2 separate regions of the Mus musculus genome follow, and region 2 is linked to region 1. The links are chromatin loops, found by intact Hi-C in ENCODE. Cell type or tissue: left cerebral cortex. All regions are shown on one strand. Each heading gives the region's core, and the rest is flanking DNA. Links, peaks and the distances in the headings are about the cores only.

Region 1 (7,735 bases), core at 1,434-6,433:
TCATCCGTGTCACACTGTGCAGCTGATGGTGACATATGAGGACTTTGGGGTTCTGATGCATCTCAGCTAAGCCAGATCCCAGGGACATACGGGCCCAGGGACAACCTCTAGTTCTGATACGCTTTGCTGTCAGGTCACCCCATGCATCTCGTGCCGTTCCAGCCCACTCAGGCCTCTCCAGATGTGACCTGCCCACATACACATTGTCTTGTAGGAGTGGACTCTGTTCTTTCTGGCTCTAATCATGTCTAATAGCCAAGATCTACTTGATTTTTAAAATACTCATGTGTCACACACAGAGCTCCAGGGAGACTGTAATTCCACGTGCACAAAAGACAGGAACCATATTGGTAGGCTGTTTCTCTAAATACCTGGAGGTCTCTGGGTAATGACCTCACTTTAATGGAGCATCAAGGAAATCAGAGGTAACACTGGTATTTCTGCAACAGGCTGTTTGGCTTTGTAAGGTGTTAGTCAAGCACTGGGCTAACTCCTGTTTACAGGATCTAGTCATCTGCTCAGAAGCCAAATGAAACCCATTGTCTCGTACCCAGAGCACAGGATGAGGTCCTCAGAAAAGTGATTGGCAGTTGTCAGTGGCCCAACAGGGGATGAGATGGGTGAGGTAAGTGATGTAGGGATGGGATGCTACATCACCCATCTTTCCGACCAAGCTGACAGGAACCTCGTGCTATTGGCTTTACAGGTGGAGAAAGGTAGGCTGCATGAGATGAAACAGCCTAGGCAAAGCCACAGGTAGCAAGGGATTAACACCAGGTCTCACCAGAGCAACCTCCTCAGGCTGGGCTCTTCTCATCCCTGAGCTGGTGTGTGATGGCTGATATTGAGATCAACACAATGGGATTTAGAATCCCTTAGGAAACAATCCCCTGGCACATCTCTGAGGGAGCTGAGGTGGAAACGTTAACCCTAAGTGTGGGCATTGCTACTCCATGGGCTGGAGTCCTGGGGAAGACTAAAAAGAGAAAAGTAAACTGAGTCACAGAGTTCATCTCTCGCTGCTTTCTGACTGTGGATGTCGTGTGACCAACTGCTTCACTGTCCTGTCCCCATGGCTTCACTGCCGTGGCGAGCTGCATCCTTGAATTATGCTGTAAAATAAACCTTTCCTTCCTTTGTATATGGAAAGGGGGGATGCAGGTACCACAAGGACAGAGGCTGGACACATTAGGGCATCCCTGGAAGAAGGATGCTCACCTTGGGCCAAGAATAGACTTAGAGGATGCTTGTGAGCACCCACAATATAGTTCTTGCTCTCCAGTCCATCAGCAGCCAGGGAAGACAAGACAGACTCCTTTAAGCTCTCACTATTTCTACCCTGTAGAAAAATGGATGTTAGCGGCCAACTTGCCCCCTGAAGATGTGGTCCACACAGGCTACTGTGCAAATCCATACTTGGTCTCCTTTACCTCCTCACTTCCTGAGGTGGGGAAAAAAAGTCTGGTCTCAATGCTTTTCTCCAAACTCTAAAATGTGGCTGTTATTTTAGACTCATGGATGTGGTTAAAATGTGGCTCGGGAAGGAACTAGAAAATGTCATCAGGAAATGGCCTACAGAGGGATGATTGTCCCTGGGGGCAGCAAAGTCCCTGCACATTTCAGGGAGAGAGACTGGGACCTTGGAAACACCTACCTTCCTTCTTATTCACTCTGGCAAGGTTCACCAAACCCTACTATGTGCTATGTATAGGTCCTGGAAGTGCAGCTGGAGGAAGGCATGTCTCAGTCACCAGGGGCTAATGAGATGTGGAAATTGAACTCAGGTCCTCAGGCTATAGAGAAACTTGCTACAGTCTAGGCTATGGAGAGACTTGCTATAGTCTAGCTATGGAGAGACTACACAATAAATAGTCTAGTTATGGAGAGAGACAGGTGACATTGAAGGGAGGGCATTCAAAATTATCTCAGAATTTATTCTCTAACAAGGTTCATTCTCTAAGTACAGCAACACTAAGTTGGTGATCCGTTAACACAGAAATATCTAGAAAACAATGATTTAGAAAAGCCAATAACTGACTTTCAGATCACCCACAACATGGAAGAAAGTCAGAGAAATGACAGAATTTCTTGATCTGAATACACATTGAAACATAACAGGACAAGTTGCCAGCTGTGCGTGGGACGTTAGAAGGAGTTCCTTCACTGGATGCAGGGTGATTTGGCTGCTGATGCTTCAAGTCTGGAGCCAACCCAGGTGTTGACTCTGACAGACTGTGGTGTATCCATTGAGGAATTAAGACCCACAATGATGATGAAGATGAGGGGGAGGAGGATGGGGAGGAAGAAGAAGGGGAAGAAGAGGAATAAAAAGAGGAAGAAGAAGAGGAGGAAGAAGAAGAAGAAGAAGAAGAAGAAGAAGAAGAAGAAGAAGAAGAAGAAGAAGAAGAAGAAGAAGAAGAAGAAGAAGAAGAAGAAGAAGAAGAAGAAGAAGAAGAGAAGGAGGAGGAAGAGGAGGAGGGAACAAACCACAGCCACTCACTACAATTCAGAGAAATCTCAAAATAATTCTGTTGGGTGAATCAAGCCAGACAAAAAGATTACATGTGTTACAGTTCCATTTATATATAATTTGAGAAAATGCCACCCATCTGCAGTGGTAAAGAGCATACTGTGGACTGAGAGATGGTTTGGTAAAGTGCTTGCTCTGTAAACATGAGGCCCTGAATTGAGATCCTCAATATCCACTTCAGAGCTAGGTGTGGTGGCATGCTTGTACCTGCAATCCCAGTTCTGGGGAGATAGAGACTGGCAGATCCCTAGATCTCATGTGTCAGTCAGCCTAGCCAAACAGATGAGTCCCAGGTCCACTGAGAGACCCTGCCTCAAAAGGTAAAGTGGAGAACAACTGAGGAAGACACCTAATACTAACCACATAAGGGGCACAAACACACAGACACACACACGCACACGCACACATGCACACACGCACGCACGCACGCACGCACGCACGCACGCACGCACGCGTGCGTTGTAGGTCTGGATCATAAAAGGATTCAAGAAAGGTTTGGACACTGAATGCTCATCTTGATTGTAGTGAGGGTTTTGTAGGTGTATCTGTTTGTCAATGTATCAAGCTCTACCTTTAAATATGCTTGGTTTATTGAATCATACATGTACCCCAGCGACGCTGAGGCTGTTAACAATAAGTCTTAGGTATTTTTAATACTTTTGTCTTATGCCCAGTGCTAAGGATCATTCTACTTTATTTTTATTTTCAAATAAAATATGAGGACGGTTCCATTGTTGCCTTCACTTTGTGAATAATGACACATGCATAGTAAAGAGAAGCAGCACAAAGCCATGTGGTTGAGCAGTAGGTGCTTCTGCTAGAATCCCATTCCAAGTCAATTTTACTCCAGATACGGTGCTTTCAATACCCAAGAAGCACGTCCCGCATCTTTTCCGAATGGCCTTATATGACTCAGGTCCCAGTGATCTCTGCACTGACGGGATTTTCCTGGAGAAGCTGGGGGAGGTGAGGATGGAACTTCAGGGTTCTTGGGAGCTGGGTGCCACCTCTGAATGGGAGGAGGACAAACAGCTGCTGTCCTCATATCCCTTGTCGTTTAGTCATCCCGTGGTCATCAAGAGGGAAGAGTCATATCACTTGCTAGGGTCACACGAGGTCATAGAAGCAGAACGTGCTGAACTGAGCTCATTTTCCCTTCTGCCCCTGCGAAGTCGAGGTCCTTCCCCTCCTGCTAGCTCTTCCCTCTGTCATCCATCTGCACCCAGAGTCTTCTGTGCAATGCTGAATGTTCTCTGACATCAGGGAAGGGCCTACGAAGGAATAGGAGACTGAGAAGAAGAACAGTTAGGGCTATGGTTGAAATGATTCATGGGAACTAAAAAACCCTCCTGTGGCTCAGTGCTGATGGAGGCTTTGACTTTTAACCCAATCTCTATTGTTCCTCACCTACAAAACGGGGTTAATCATGTCAGTCTCAGCTGGCCCTCAAGATACCAAAATGGGTACAACTAATACCCCAGGGATAGACCTCCTCCACAGAGCATTGAGCTTTAAGTGTTCCTGGCTTCCTCTGCCTCCGCATATGACCTGAGATTCCTCAAAGAAAGGCAGAAGGAAGCTTGTTTATACAGCTATGGTGCTCAGAACACAAGGTGAGCATGAACCAGCAGCCTGACAGCACCCAAATCAAGGATCTCCTCCTTGGAGACCAGGTCAGGGCAGATCTGAGACCTGCCTTCCCTAGTAGAAACCCCCTTTCTACCTTCCTGACCTAGTAATTGCTCAGAGCTCAGAGCAGCTCTGGTAGGGAGATCAGGAGGCCCAGAATGATAGAGAGCAGAATTCCCACCACCCTGAGGATAGAGGCAGACTGTCCCTAGTATACTCTTTGCAGTGTGGGGTTGCTTAGCAAGGGATGACATTTTTAGCCCTCTGGCATCTGAGTGACGCTAGAGAACAGACCTGGATAGTGGCATGTGGGTGGTGAGGGAGTAGACCCTTTGGATCACCTGCCCTGGGCTCACTCCCTCTCCTCAGAACCCCAGAGACCACAGCCCAAATACCAACATTATGGTTGAAGGAGACTCAGTCCCTGCACCACACTTGGAGAAGACCACCCTAAGGAAAGTAGGGGAGATGCCACAGCCAGAAGTGTCATCTTGGGATTGTCTGGGAGAGAAACTGAGGCTTTAGGCAAAGTTGCTGTGACTCTGGACTGTTTGATACAGTTCCTCCTATCCTGATAGATACTGCCACCTGCTGCCTTCATCCTCCTCTCCATGCAGTGGGCATGCAGCTGCCCAATCATACTGTATCCATGGTGAAAGAAGAGATTGAGAGAGAGAGAGAGAGAGAGAGAGAGAGAGAGAGAGAGAGAGAGTAGCTAGTGCTTAACTTATCCATCTCTGGACACACCCTCACTGACATACCCAGGGGCATGCTCCCCAGGTTTTCCCCAATCCAGTCACACTGACAATGAAAGTGAACCATCATGACAGAACTGGGAAAGCCAAGCAAAAGGCTAGTAAACAGCATGTATACTGTGTGACAAATGAAAAGGTGACACCATGAGCCAGGACAGACTGCAAGTGGGCTGCCTCCAGCCCAGGTACCTCAGCTCTGCCCTAGGTCTAGGGATCTGAGTACAGAGATGGGAAAGATACAGGCAACAGCCCAGACGGAGGAAGTCTAAACAGGATGGTCACTGTTGTCAGTTCTTCATCGTGATCGAAGCATTTCAGTCCTTCTCCTGGAACATCAGCATCCCCCCAAGCCAGCACATTAACACCTGCCCATGCTGCTGCCCTAAGGTGTGTCTAGCTGTGATGCAGCACACGAGAAACACTCTACCCAGAAGCCCTCAGATCCACTCAGGGTGCCTGGCTATCTGTTCCTGATTAAGCAACATGCCACAGGTCACCATGTGGCCATCTTTAATGTTGGATCCTTTCTGATGTTCTCATTTCCACAACCTGCTAATGGCCAATTTTCTTCTGTGCCTGAAGTTTTGACCCATGTCTCTGACACAGGGTCCCTGGGTCCCTGCCTGCTTGCTTTCCTTCTTCCACAAGAACTGAAAGGCCAGAAAGGTCTCCATGACTGTCTTTCTAAGGAGGGAGGCCAGGGACAAAAAAGAGATATCCCTCTATCAGGTTTCCAGAGCCCAGTGCTCACGCGCTTGCGTGCTCACGCATGTGTGTGTGTGTATGTGTGTAGTATATGTATGGATTGTGTGTCTGTGCACATGTGTGCATGTGTGTCTGTATGTGTGTGTGCATATCTGTATGTGTGTGCATATGTGTGCAAATGTGTTTATTTGTGTGTTGTACACATGTGCACATCTGTGTGTGTCTGTATGTGTGGACACATGTGGGGGACAGACCAGAGATGGGCATTGATAATACAGCCACCGATGCCGTGCTGTAGGGTCTCTCTTTGTCAAGGCACCAATCAGGCCTCACCTAGCATTAATCTTTCTTTCGACAGGCAGGCACCCCATCTGATTCTCACCTAACAGACATCATAAAATGCGTGCTAGAGATAGGTAGGTGAGAAGGAGGGAGGCTAGGATGCAAAGGGATTGCTGACTCGACAGCATCTGGGAACCGAGCTGTGGGATTCCACCCACGAGGGCATCTGGCTCCCAAAATATCCCTGGCTTCCCAGGCTAGCGCACACCCAGAGCCCTTGCAGCTGAGCTGATGTGCAGTTTCCTGCTAGAGTGAGAGAGGCCGGATGCAGTAACCTCGTTGCTACACCATCAGTGTGGTGATCTCCCCAGTAGTGGACAGTGTGTGTGTGTGTGTGTGTGTGTGTGTGTGTGTGTGTGTGTGTGTCTTTCTTTCTAGAGCTGCTTGGTTCATATGTGTACAGGGGGTTCAGCCCTGCAGTTCATTCCCCATGAGGCATCGTGCAGGGTAGTGGGTGTGCTGGTAGGGTGATTGACAGGCGGAACATCTATGACCTCATTATAGATAGTGAAATGTTCATAGATGGGGCATAAAGGGATAGCCATTTGGCCAGTGTGTACCCCACTCTCCTTAATGCTGTCTGCAGAGCCTGGTGGTCGGTCATTTAAGCATTCTAGGATCTGCCTGAGCTCTCATTCAGGCATCTGGCTTCTGACAGAATGTGGGACGCCAGAGATCCCCGCTCTATCTGAATACTGATCAGAGAGCCCAACATGCAGCAGAGGGACTGACAGCTCAGCACACGGCAGAGTGGATGATGGCACTGTGGACCGTTTAGTGCATATTCATTCTCTGCTGAGCTGAATGCCTTCCTGCTCCCATGCCAGCTGTGGAGCTGGCCCAGATCCTGGCTGGAAAGAGGCAGAGCCGGGACTTCAGTCCTGCCTCTTCCCGCAGGCTCGCCCACTCTGTGGTCATGTTGGAGCACTTGCATTTAGAGCCCAGTGTGGACTAAGCCCCAACCAAGCCACCTGTTTATGGAGTGGGGAAGGTGGGCGTGGCACACAACGGATGTAATTCCCATCTCTGCCCTGGGCTTGCAATGTCCATGCTGGACTAATGCAGGCATTGACCAGAAGATAGCAGTCCTATAGCATCGCTCCCCTTTGGACTCTGGCTACCTGGTTCAGGTGACCACACCTATCCTCTGTCCACTCCACAGGCCTAATCGATTCCAGAGTGGCTATTCCTGTGCTGCTACTGAGGCAGGGTGCACCTGGGGACTTGGCAGGCTTCCCCATCTATGTGACTCTCACTAAGCTCTTCATCTTCCCCAGGCCTCGTGTTTCCTCAGGGTTGAACTAGGAATGATGGCCCATCTTGATGAGGGGAGAGCTGTCATGAGATCTTGTGAGGTTACCTGGGAGTTACCTGGCTCGTCCCAGCACACCATAGCCATGGTGGGAGCAGAGTTGTATACAATGTGTGATCATAGAATAACAACCGTCCTACAATCTCTCATAGGGTGGTTGGTGGGTGTCTTAGTCAGGGTTTCTATTCCTGCCCAAACATCATGACCAAGAAGCAAGTTGGGGAGGAAAGGGTTTATTTGGCTTACACTTCCATGCTGCTGTTCATCACCAAAGGAAGTCAGGACTGGAACTCAAGCAGGTCAGAAAGCAGGAGCTGATGCAGAGGCCATGGAGGGATGTTCTGTACTGGCTTGCCTCACCTGGCTTGCTCAGCCTGCTCTCTTATAGAACCCAAGACTACCAGCCCAGAGATGGTTCCACCCACAAGGGGCCTTTCCCCCTTGATCACTAATTGAGAAAAT
Region 2 (7,735 bases), core at 869-5,868, 200 kb before region 1:
GACAGGCTAGGTCAACATTGTGTATTTGTCTGTCTGCATGACCCCAGAATGCACATGGGTGTGCGCCCGCGTGCTCACATACACACACACAGACACACAGAGACACACACAGACACACAGAGACACACAGAGTTCCCTGCTGTCTGGATGCTGCCCCACCTACCCACCGAGCATGCTGGCTAGCTTCCAGGTTTCTGCTGTGCCGTGGCCCAGGTTCAGGAGCTAAGGTGGAGTTGCAAGAGAGGAGACAGGGCTTGGGTAGCCGGGGCTCAGCAGGAGCTGCCTGACCTGGATCTGAACCCGAGGTGGTTTCAAGCCAAGGCCTGCTGAATGTTTGACTTTGAAATGTTCCTTCTTCCTTCTCACTGGCTGGTATCTGCTCCCACCCAGGTCACCAACGGTCACCGCACTGAGAGCAAAGAGGTGAGGAGCAGCAGGGCATGCCTCACATACGTGTGAACTTGACACTGTTACCACTGGCAACCAAGGCAATCTCAGAGGCTGCAAGGGAATTGTCTGTGGCCACAAGCTTATCCCACTTCAGAGGAGTCCTGACCTGGGGACCCAGCTTCTTGGGGGGGTGTGTGTGGGGGCTTTTGGTCCCAGGGACTCTAAAATCAACTGTGTGCTTTAATCTGTCAGACAGTGACAATCTGAACACCAGGAAGGAAGCTGGTGGCCTGCACTAAGCTGGACAAAACTCATGGGAAATAAGATAAGGAATTGACATTTGACCTCCCTCCAGGAGGGAGTCCAAACTCCAGAACTTTCTCTGACCTGTAAAGCCTCGGCAGTTCCTTTTGTCACAAGCCATTAATCTTGGTGGCTTTCTTTCTTAGGTCCTGATGTCCTCCCTCAAGCAGCTACAGGTCCCTCCTCATATGTATCTGCTGTTCACAGACCCTCCCTTATGTGGCAGTACTCTGGCCCTATGGTCCTAACTTGATTGGTTCAGCCTGTGGGGACAGCTCTGAGGACCCTCTGGGGACTTCGAGGAAGGGCCAACAGGAGCAAATCTTTCTCTCCTTGCAATCAGGATCTGGTTATCACAGCCCATGAGAGGTACAGGAAACTAGAAATGGGGCCACTCTGAACACTTAGTCTAGTCCTCACTTGGCGGTTCTCAGTTACCTGACTTATGATGGTCAGCTTTGCAGTATTCTCCATATAGGGTGGATGGATCAGGAAGTAATCCCATTGTAAGTCAGAGATCCCCTGTAGTTTCTCTCTCTTTGGCTCCTTGTGGGCAGTACGTGCTATGATCCCCGTGGACTTTGCGCCTGGCACTTAGATGGGAATTGGTGCCTGGGATGGAGACGGGGAGGATTCAGAAACCAAGCATATGGCGGCCACTGTCACTCACCGGCATGCCTTTTCAAGCCGCAAGTTGCAGGATGACAAGGGTTGGGGAGTGGTTGGAGCTTTGGACTTCCTGTCTTTGGCATGCGTGCTTAGGTTTAAGGTTTGAAGCAGGAGAGGACATCGCCACCTGGAGACAGTGACTCGGGTCTCTACGTCTTGCAGAGATACCTGGAAGGGTCTGGGTAGCAAGAGTCTGATGGTACAGGCCTGGGAGGGGGAAGTGGGGGGACATCTGACCAATTCTAGGAACAGCGGAACCAAGGGACAAGGTCCTCCCGAAAACCCTGTCCACAATGGGCTGAGCATCCCATCTCCTGGTTTCTTGCCCACTACCATTTTCCTTTTAGACAATCAGAGAAGAAGGAAGCTGGAGGTAGGAGAGATCTCCCCAGGCTCCATTGGGGCCATCACCAGGGCACCTCTGCCAGCGCTTCTGGACCTCATCAACCAGGTGGCTTGATTAGCCCGGCTAACATTAAGGAGGGCCTGGTGGGCTGTAGACTGTGGTCTCATTGTCAAGCAGTGGTGCAAAGATTAAGTTAAGTTCTTGTCCCTGAGCCCAGGCACAGCCCCCAAGTTTATCCTGTTCATTTAAAATCTCACCTAGAGCTTTGGAGGAAAAGCCGATTTCATTACAGCTTTCCCGTTTTCAAGGAGTCGTGCCCACACACCTGTCGTCTTGTGATTATTTTCTGTCTACAGAGCCTGTGGCTCCCCCAGGTTCCTCCAGCTGCTCCTCCCACTGACTGGGTCCTCAGAGCTGGCCACAGCGTGGCACAAGCTACCTGCATTATTTACTTAACAATAAAGAGCCAGCTTGGGTGACCTGGTGGGAGAGTAAGTGGAGATTTACTGTGAAATGATTAATCATAAAAGCACAGGTCACAACGGCCTCAGACCAGGAGGAGGAAAGGAATGGAGGGAGAAGCTGCAGGCTGTGCGGTCACGAAGGGTTGACTTGTTTGTGTGATCCAAAATGACTATGGCTCCCATCTTTGCCAGGCTTCTGCCGGGAGAAGGCTTCCGGGAAGACCCGGACCAGCTTTTGTCCCTCTTGCTGTGTGACACCATGTACGTCTCTGGTCCAGTTTCCCTGTGTATTTGATGCAGAGACAGGAGAAGTGGCTTCTTGCTTCATACAAGTAGAAAGGGCATCTTGGTACCACCACACTGGGGCATAGACCCAGGAGAGGCTGAGATCTCAGTCTTAGTCTCTTCTCTAAGGCTCGGGTGTCACCCATGAGAACCTGCAGGTAATAGTAATAAAGAGAAGGCGCAAGCAGCCCCAGTAAGGCCCGAACCACAGGTCAGCACGATAAAAAGACTCCACTTGCTCAGCGGTTCCTTCATTCTGGAACTGGTTAACTCTTACAACTGCCCTAGCCTATTGCTATCTCTAAGCACAGAGGGGGATCACCCAGCAGGTGTCCTGCTCCCTCGGGAGCAGAAAGCAGCAAGCTTGCTTGAACAGCGGGGGGGGGGGGGGCTGCTTTCTACCGCTAACCTCGACAGCGAGCTTCATCACTGTATCTACCACTTTGGCAGGGAGGCCTGAAACAGAGCGCCGGCTGCCAGGGTGGGACATGGTGGGAAGTCTTTTAAATTTGTTTTTCCCTTGGGTACTCTGCCTGCACTCCAAATATTGGCCATTTCAGTTTCATTTAGGATTCTCTTTAGTCTGTGGTAATTAATCCCATTAGTAGTTAATAGCCCTTTATATTAAACTTTCCTCAATAAAATTACCATGTGATCTAGTCTTCTGACTATATCCTGATAGATACAGAACTTGTGTGCTGGCCAGGTATGCACGCCTGTCATCCTAGACAGAAGCAGGAGGATCAGGAGTTCAAGGCCAGCCTTTGCTACACTGTGAGACTCTGTCTAAACAAACAAACAAACAAACAAACAAACAAACAAACAACCCACCAGCCAACCATACATAACAAAATTGGTTTTGGTCCATGGTACAGCTCAGCAGAGGAGTGGACGGCTTCGCTGTTGTTGCTGTTGAGACAGGGTCTTATCACACTGCCCACGCTGCCCAGGTTGGCTTTGCCTTCCACCACCCTCTGTCCTCAGCCTCCTCAGAGCTTGGGTAATACACATGCATAACTGTGCCTAGAAAGATTTTTTTTCTAAGTATAAAAACCACTCTCAACAGCTCATAGGACATGCAAAAATAAAAGACATGGTCCCGGTTTGTCTCAGCAGCCCCAGCTTGCCAATTCCTGGAGTGGAGTTACTGTCTGCCAGAGAGAAGGAAATGAATACTGGGCTTTTCAGAGATGCCTGCGTGGGGCTGTGGGTTGATCCAGCACACCATGTGGCTGCTTGTCAATGTGGGGGTATAATGGCCAGGTGGTGGATGGAGTCTCAGCTCACATTCACCACACGGAAGGCCAAGGAAGCGAGTCTCTGACTTTCTGAAATGTAACCGGAACAGATAAACACAGAACTGGAGCCTCCCTGGGGCTTGACTGTCCGGGGGAGTGATGGCAACAGTGGTAGGATGGCTAAGTAGGCATCCCGACACTTCCTTTCTGTTCCCACAAACACAGTAGATTAGGTGATGCTCCCAGTACAAGGGGAGTTTGTAAAGATGAATGGCGACCTCAAAATTCAAAGTAGCTGGGAGCTTCTGAGAAGGGGTGCTCACCGGTCTGACCAACTGAGAGGTCAAGGGTTGGGAGGAATGCTGTGAACTTGAGCAGGCAGCTGTTGCCATGGCTCCTGTCTCAGATACATGGTCTTCCCAGGACAACCTTGTTGGCTCCAGGCATCCTGCACACAACTGATAAGTTGCTAGTGTCTCTCTTATTATTCTGTTTTATGAGTGATAGGAGGCAATTTGCTTCTGTCTGGGAGGACCACTGTCAGAATGTCACTTAATGGGTCTGGGGAGATGGGTAAGTAAAGTGCTCTCTTTACAACCACGAAGGACAGAGAGTGATCTCTAGCAAATGCATAGAATAAGTGGGGTGTGCTTGTAATCCAATGACCACTGGCCAGTTACCCAAACTACTATGAGTTACAGGTCAGTGAGAGACCCTGTCTCCAAAAATTCAGGTGGATATTGCCTGAAGAATTATGGCTGACATTGTCCTCTGCCCTCCCCTGACACCTGTACCTATCTATCTGCCTACCTACTTGCACACACACACACACACACACACACACACACACACACACACACACACACACACAGGCATGCACACTCACCCTCAGGCCAAATGACAGTTCTCTTTTCACTGTCTCTCTCTCTCACAAAAAAGTACACACACACAGTCTGGAGAAGTCTGCTGTCTAGACCTTGTATGGATCGGATAAGAAGAAAATAGCTACCTAAGGGGTGGAAGTAATCCTTTCATTTACCCAAGATCTCACTGCCTAAGTGAAGTTTCTGGGCTCTGGTAGTCAGCAATTTGTGGAGATGTCCCCACTAGGTAGAAAGATTATCGGCTGCATCTCAGCCGCAGCTGTGAAAGAGGGAGGATGCTGGGCAAGCATTTTGGACTGGAGATGACATCACAGGACCTTTGAGCGTGTTGCTTCTACCTAGCAACTGGACATCCATAACTCTACCAGCTGTGAGTGGAGAACAGAAGCAAGGCCTGTCTATTACTTCCAGATTGGAGCCAGATCTCTTTGCCTCTTCCTTAGCCTTAGGACACAGTGGAGCCAACGATGCTTCAAGTGTCGGGGGGGGGGTAGAAAGGGGTGCTGCTTGGAGCACAGGCTAGCCTTGATGGCAGAACCAGTGAAGATGTGTAGGGTTTGTAGTTAAAACGTGTCCAGCATCTCGTGGTCTCTCCTGATTCCCTTCAGTGTCTGCACAATCCTGCAGGGGCAGGAATTAGGTTGGGTGGACAGCCTAGAGGTTAGGGGAGCTGAGTTCCACATAGGCAGAGTGTGGCTCGATGCCCTGGCACTCACTAGCTTCATGTCCTTGGCACTTTTCTTACTGTAGTGAGAACTATTTAAGCTTAAGCCTGACTAGCTTACAAGTAAATGAGACTCAGACTATGGGTATTTTATTTGGCTTTGACAATTACTGGGGGTCACCCATAATCTACTCTTCTAACTGCAGGCCTGGCTACCTCTCCTTCATTGTACCCCAGACACTTGCTGTTTCTCCTGGCCATGTACTCATGGGTCCTCTCCTTTCCTGGCAGCTTCCTCCACCTCCTCCTTCCTCTTTCCTTCTTGTCTCTCTTCCTCCAACCAGGTCACTCCTAACCCACCTACCTCCAATCCCTCCAGTAATTGGCTGTGGCCAATCTTATTTAACCGATAGTTTTAAATCAAGGAACAAGGTTGGTACAACAAAAGCTTGTAAGGCTGAGAAGTCACTCATAGGCCTAGACCTTTGAATTTAGCATTGCAATACATAGCAACAGACCAAACCTCAACACTTTACCTCTGTGCCATGTTTCTTCTCTGTGGAGTGGTATCTGTGGGTTGTATGTCTGTTTAGGCATCTGCCATCATGAGACCTCGAGTTATACAGGCCTTGAAGTGCTGGGTGTGATGGTCCTTGGGAAGGTCCGAGGTGTGGGGAAGCTGTGAGTTACTGTTTAAGGGATGATAACCCCGGGCCCAGAACAGTTGGGCTCCTTCCTTAGTGACTGAGTGGAAGGGGTGTTCCTTGGCTCCAGAAGAGATGGATACAGAAGTTTGATCTTAAACATTAGGCTATAAAATATCCACATAGTGCCTGGGTGGACCTGGTCCTCCCCAGGCTGGCAAGGGTAGGCTGTACACAGTCTGCCTGAATCACCTGTTTAAAACACAGGCTCTTCAACTAGGCGTGGTGGCACACACCTCTAATCCCGCCAGTCTGAGCTTGAAGCAGGATGACCAAGAATCCAACCCCAGCCTGTGCTACTGTTTTTAAAAAACTGAGCTGGGGATATAGCTCAGTGGTGGAGGGCTTGTCTAGTATGCACAGAGGCTTGGGTTCTGACCCCAGTGCCCCCAAACAAACTCCAGGCTCCTCCAAGATACACTAAGTGAGAACTATCAGAATCTTGGGTGGGAACTTAGACACCTTCCTGCCTCTTCCCCTCCCCAGGGGATTCCTCTGCAGCCCAGCTTAGGGAAATCATTTTGTTTTGATTTTGTGCCTTTTCAGGAAGAGTGCAGAGGATCCAATTCAGAAAGCCAACAAGCTTGGGGACCAGACACGGGCCTCCTGAAGCCTGGCCATGCCTTGACTTTCCTGTCTGGTCCCCAACTCTCAGGGCTGCAAGAGCATGACCATGACAGTGGCTGCTGGTGTCCTCTGGCCCTAGGAGGGGCACTAGGCTCACCTTCATTGGAGGCCAATGTAGCCTCTGCTCCTGCTCATGTGGCATGAAGATGATGGTGTCCCAACTCCTATGAGCATGGATCTGGTAATGCTGTTAATGATGAGGTTTGGAGGGGTACAAATGTCACACCGAGAGCAAACCATGATCTTTCTAGCTCAGCCTCATGAGTGCTAGGTTACGGGTGTGTGCCACCACCCTCTGATACGCAGTCAGCTTTTACCTACCGAGATCATTCTGAAAGCAGCGTGTGCCTCTTGTGGAACACGGTGAAACTGAGCCTTAGGGACAATCCCTGAAGTACTGTGGCCCGTTTCCTGCCACGGTATCTTCTGTGCTCACTACTGTAAACCAAGTCCTGTCTGTCTCTGCCTGCCTGCCTCCCTGTCTATCTGTCAGTCCATCCATCCATCTGTCTGCCTGTCCATCCCTCTGTCTGTCTGGTTATCTATCTGCCTGCCTGTGTGCTTGCCTGTCTGTCATCTAAGCTGGCAAAAGCAGCTTTGAAGATTTTCACTAAATGTCAAACTTCTGGGATGGTCTGTCTTAGAAGCCATGGGATGTCCTTGGAATTCTCTGGTGGGGTCAGGGGCATCTTTACGAAGTGCACAGTAGGCCGGGAGATAGTTCAATGGGTAAGGGCTTGTGTTGTACCTTATGGTTGATTCTATCACCAGAATCCACATAGGGGAAGGAGAAGAGAGGCTCCTGCAAGTTGTCCTCTGCGTTCCAGCATACGACTTTGCACACATGCATACCCCTCCCCCAAGTGAACACAGACTAAAAATGAAAGAGCAACATAGAGCCGTCAAGCAGGGAGGTGGAAGCAGGGACTTGAGAGTCTGTCAGGGACATTTCTGAGCAGCCTGCTACACAGGTCTGTATGCGGTGGGTGGAGGATAGCGATATGGCTGGGGAAGTTTACTGTGCCCATCGTGATGCCCATGGGGTAGGTGTGCTGACCTGTGGTTATTTAATGAACAGCAATGCTGGGGAAACAGCTGCTGCCGGTGTCTGTATGCATGTACACATACATGCACACATGCATATTCACATTGCTATGTGTG

The links. Hi-C counts contacts between places; a loop is a spot of excess contacts. Peaks named below come from ENCODE experiments on the same cell type or tissue, not always from the same donor. Only the 100,000 strongest peaks of a DNase experiment are listed, where the experiment ranks them.
Region 2: a loop joins it to region 1, with 9 times the contacts of the local background. A loop is called at or near these places in 2 of 42 quality-filtered maps.

What each region holds. Positions count from the first base shown.
Region 1 is chr4:131,519,857-131,527,591 of GRCm38, reverse strand. No RefSeq gene overlaps it. Among named protein-coding and RNA genes, the nearest start is that of Gm831, 32 kb to the right of the region's middle. In left cerebral cortex, for the core only: a CTCF peak has its summit at 4,759 (motif pointing left); DNase peaks (open chromatin) are centred at 2,594, 3,490, 4,613, 6,133 and 1 more place.
Region 2 is chr4:131,715,199-131,722,933 of GRCm38, reverse strand. No RefSeq gene overlaps it. Among named protein-coding and RNA genes, the nearest start is that of Gm42321, 8.5 kb to the right of the region's middle. In left cerebral cortex, for the core only: no CTCF peak of the experiment used is centred there; a DNase peak (open chromatin) is centred at 3,579; H3K27ac peaks cover 330 bases.